Linked DNA regions of Homo sapiens: region 2 is linked to region 1. A link is a loop called in an ENCODE intact Hi-C map of the cell type or tissue named here. Cell type or tissue: natural killer cell. All regions are shown on one strand.

What was found. A loop is a pair of places that touch in the nucleus more often than their neighbours do. Peaks named below come from ENCODE experiments on the same cell type or tissue, not always from the same donor. Only the 100,000 strongest peaks of a DNase experiment are listed, where the experiment ranks them.
Region 2: a loop joins it to region 1, with 3 times the contacts of the local background. A loop is called at or near these places in 1 of 110 quality-filtered maps.

What each region holds. Positions count from the first base shown.
Region 1 is chr2:213,103,320-213,105,819 of GRCh38, reverse strand. All of the region lies in intron 4 of IKZF2 (IKAROS family zinc finger 2), which reads left to right. Among named protein-coding and RNA genes, the nearest start is that of IKZF2, 47 kb to the left of the region's middle. In natural killer cell, no CTCF peak of the experiment used is centred here; a DNase peak (open chromatin) is centred at 1,539; H3K4me3 peaks cover 696 bases; H3K27ac peaks cover 1,971 bases.
Region 2 is chr2:212,814,176-212,816,675 of GRCh38, reverse strand. All of the region lies in intron 2 of LINC01878 (long intergenic non-protein coding RNA 1878), which reads right to left. Among named protein-coding and RNA genes, the nearest start is that of LINC01878, 20 kb to the right of the region's middle. In natural killer cell, no CTCF peak of the experiment used is centred here; a DNase peak (open chromatin) is centred at 1,055; H3K27ac peaks cover 1,723 bases.

The DNA.
Region 1 (2,500 bases):
TTTCACAAGAGAAGTTTTAAGCATGATGTTACCCTATCAATAGTCGTGGCTGAAGAAGTTCTTTGATTTTTGTTTGTTTGCAGAATTCTGATTTGTAGCATTTGATAATCACAAATTTAAAAAGGATCTTTGCACTTGTGTTTTGATTTTGGTCACAATTTTATAAATTGGTATGTTTCGATGTTTTTGTTAGGAAAAAAATGTAATATACTGACATACCACCCCCCCCTTCCCCCCCCACACACTACACTTCTTTAAATACGCCAGATAAAATCATTTAATCAAGCTTTTTGGGAATGTTTGAGTGTGTCAGAGGTGACGTATTGTGTATAGACAAAGGTAAGAGAAAACCAGTCCAGGAATGAGAACATCATTCCTGCACTGTATGTGCATGTGTGTTTTTCCTTTGCTCTAATGGTATTCCTCCCTTCCCCCAAAACCTCTGGTGTATTTTCACTAATAATGATGTCAGGTTAGGTACTTTTGGGAACAGTTGGAAAGGAAAACAGCAAGGGAGAAGAGGATTGGATCTTCGGGCTATGATTGGGAGGGAAGGCAGTCTAGGGAACTGGTTTCTGTGGGTAGCTCATGAGGGAGAGCTTTGCAGTAGAAGAGGAGTCAAACCTTTTGGGAGGGTCAGGGGAATAAATTGGACATTTCAGGGAGTCCCTGGAATTGAAAGAAGCAGTCAAAGCATTAAGGGAAGTCTTTTTGACACTACTCAAAGGAAGCCAGTGAGGGAAAGCAATGAGCTCCTTTGAGAAAATTCTGGGATAGGAGCATGGGGGCCTGGGAGGGGAGGGAATCTCTGGAGTACCTTTGTTGTTGGCTCCACATAGGTCCCTGGTGTGTGAAAGGATCTAGATAGGTGTAGTTATAAATGGGTTGGCCCTGTAAATCTGTTCATATATGTGAATGTCTTTCTGATTTCCTCTTCTTTTTACATTCTTATCTGAGTATGGGAATGGCTGAAGGCTTTATTGCTATCTGTGTGTTGCATGCTATGTGGATCTTTTAAGGCGTGACCTTATCAAAGTTGGCATCTAAATGCAAAAGAAAATGCAGGGCAAGCTTGTTCTAGTTGGGGTTCCTGTCACCAGACCATAGCAATTTGGAACAATGGATACATTACCTGAATTCACTGGCAGCAAGCAGAGTCCCTGCTTCTATGCGTGCCCTTATCAGTGTTTAAAATAGTGCCTCGTACTCTGCGTACTATCTAGAAGAGAACACCTCCTTCCCATTCTCTTCCTTTCCCTATTCTTTATTAATATTTTGGGGGGAATGCTTTCATTTCAATAGTTAGAAAATGTGGAAAAACAAGATTGCAAGGTTGAGGTGAAAGTAGTACAAGATTGGAAGAATGAAACTCTTTTTTCTTCACTCAGTAAAATGATACTTTTGGCTCAGTGCCTGGGGAACATAGGCGAGTTAGGATGGTGCAGACAGGACTAGCAACAAGTTTGTTAAGGAATGGGCTGAGAACCCCTTGCCTCTGCCCTGTGGTTTACTACAGAATTTGAGTTGTAACTTTTTCTTTTTCTTTTTTTTTTTTTTTGTCCGTTAGAAGCAGTGGTAGAGAGATTACACACTAAGCTTTAAAACCACAGCAAAACAAAACTTTTAAAACACTTGTGCGGTAACCTCAGAAGACAGGTTAACACATTCTGTTTTAACTGTACTATTAATGTGTTTTGCAAGTTTGCAATACCTCTAGACATGGAGGTCTTTTTCCCCCTTACATTTTATGTATACTGCAAATCGAATCCGAGGTGTGTCTTGTGAGCATTAAAATAATGAAAACAAAACACAGTTTTATCCAGGAAATATATAATTCTGAATACTAAAAATCTTTTTAATTGATCATTTATGTAATATATCATCACTTTTATTCAATACATTTCAAAATATACTACTCTTTTTAGCAAATTCAAAGTCCTTTTAACATTTTCTTATAAATCTGATATCACTATATTTGTAACTAAGGAATTTTATGGTGAGATTATTTGAGCTTTATTTCTGTAACAGTTGTTCTAAGTTATAAAAATGAACATCTTTAACACATCTATATAGACTTTAAAATAGCTTATTTGTAATTTAAACTATCTTCAAATATTTTGCTATATTCCTGTTTCCCCTAATTATTCAAAGTTTACAAAACAAACATTTATTGACGATCAGTGATGTCACAGTTTTATTGTAAGAAGACATTTCCTTTCAGAGAATTAACGTAGAAATAAGGAAGGTTAAAGAGATTTCCTATCCTTTCCTTAAAGAAAAAAAGGCTATTTATCACTTGCCATCTTATACTCATTCATTCATTCTCTCATTCACTATACATTCAGTAAGTGCCCACTAAACTTTTATTAAGCCTTTCTTTTCGTTCAGTCTGTTGATTTGATAAATCAGAAGATTATCTTTGATAAGTATTCATATAATACTTTTTATTATCCTTTTGTGATTGTTTATTAAGCTATCTGTCCAAGCTTTGAAGACAGTC
Region 2 (2,500 bases), 290 kb after region 1:
TAAAAAGAGGAAATGTGGACACACAGAGGGACACCATGGGGTTTGTATGCAAGAGGGAAAGACCAGGTGGCCATCTGCAAACTAAGGAGAGAAGCCTCAGAAGAAACCAAACCTGCTGACACCTTAATCTTGGACTTCTCGCCTCCAAAACTGTGAGAAAATACATTTCTGATAGTGAAGCCACCCAGCCTGTGGTCTTTTGTTACGGCAGCCTTAACAAACTGATAGAGGGTGTTAACTTTCCCACACTCTGGGTGGTACATGTGTAAATGGAGAGTGGATTTTATTCCTGGTCCCAAGCTGAGGTGTCAACAGAATAGCCCCAAGTGGGAAATGAGAGGTAGATTCTTGGGGTGAAGTGCTGTCATGCTGCACCTAAGCCCTCACAGATCAGGTGGTCAAGTTGGTGTCTGGAACAGGACAGATACAACTAAGAAAACCTGAAAAGGTGCACAAAAGGTATTAATACAATATACAACAGTATTTTTAAATGGCAAGTTTGTTACTAATAATCAAAACTACCTTTTACTACTTTATGGATTTATGTAGGATTCTTTAGGAATGCTTATGGCTCATGAAAGCGTAATTACATCACTCAATTTCATTTTAAATCATGTACACGTACAACTTTCTGAGACCAGAAAGTTGTACCAAATAGCCACATGTTTATTTCAAAGAGAAAGCAAAATTTAGCGTCTTTATAAAAAAGTAAACAAACTATATATACCTAAAAAGATAAAGCATTAGACAAAATGTAGCATTGCTTTCATTGTTTTTGTATATGTGCCTGCTTCCCTTGAAATCCATAGCACCAGGATTTGGCCTTCAAATTCCATGTACCATGGTCTATTGCAAAGAATCTTGAATTGGACACACTAGAAAGATGAGTGATTTTCTTGGTCAAAGAAGGCGTGCATATGGTTATAAGTTTGGTTACATGAGACCACAAAAGCTTTCTGTTATATTTGTGGAGATGTTGGGAAATATCTCCGTATTTCAGGGGTAGTTAAAGGGTTTGTGGATTGGTGAAGTGAGAAGGACTGAGAGGAAATGTGGTTTCTGTGGGTGCAGAAATGGAGTCAGGAGTCCTGAGTGCTATGACATGAACAAGTGCGGAGGGATGTGCCCACGCAGAAATATCAGCGACTGAAAACTTACCAGTGACAAAGTTTGCATTTCAACAAACTTGGCATCTGACATGCTTCTTATGTACATTCTAGTCTAAGAAGACAACAGGCTGAAATCCCTCCTCAAAGATGGCACTGAGTAGGAAGTCAAACTGGTTTTCATACAGATATTATAAAAATGTTGCTTGCTGAGAAGACTGGTCAGTGTTGGTAAGATGAAATGTGAACACTAAAATTGCAGGCTTTGCAGAAGTCATCATTTAATAACTACCTTATTTACCTAATAACTACCTTATTTACCTAATAGTTGAAAAACGGGAAAATAAGAAAAGACATATGTACTTGCTCACCCACTGTTTAGCTTTGTGTTCATCTCTGGCTGGATGCCATTTCCAGGTGTTTGGCATTGAGCCAAAGACTAAAATTAAACATTTGGTACAGCTCTGGGTGAGACACAGGGGTGATGTAGGAAAGCTTGTTCAATTCTTGGCCCCTGACACTACTATTAGTGCCTCACTTTTCAGGGCTGTCAAGTGTACCCACCCATTTAAAGGAAAATGGAATAAGATAGAAATGTGATTAGAAAAAATCTATTAACCCCCATATATTAAAGCAAAGTCTCCCTTATAGTACACTGTTTACTTAAAAATTTTAAGTACATTTTCATTTCTTTGGAAAAAACACATAGGATGAGTAATGCTTTTATTCTTTTCAGGGGTTGGTCCAAAGCATATTCTAACAGTGCTCATAGGTATATGACATTGTGAAAATAAAATTTGGAAAAGCAAAAACCAGAAATTCAGACATCAAAAAATATATAGGAGTTTTCCTGTAGATGAATTCATCAGGTTGTATAATTTAATTCTCAGTTTTATAGATATGAAAACTCTATTTCGGTAGTACTACAGAGGTGACTACAGATTGGTGCCACAATCAAAGGCACAATAGAATGATATCTAATGTAAGTTAGAATGAATCTGGATTAATTTGTCACTAACATGGAGAGGTCTGCTTGATTTGCTATCCATATATTATAGGACAATAGGGCCTTAGCAAGTGCTTATCTTCTGGATAGGTATACTTCATTGCTTTGAATGCTTTGTTGTGTATTGAGGAAAAACAAAGAAAGGTTGAGAAATGACATAAACATAACATTAAAGAAAAGTGAAAATAGTTCAAAAGTAAAGGATCAGTGGATTTCTAATCGTGGCTGACCATTCCTTCATTTTTGTTATCAGAAAGTAGAGAGTACAGATCTTTGTCAATCAGATAAGTGAAGCCATACTGACTGGCCTCTCTCCACGACTACAGAGACCCCAGGGACAGACCTGACACGGTTTTCTATGCTAACATTCTATAAAAAAGCTGTAAGA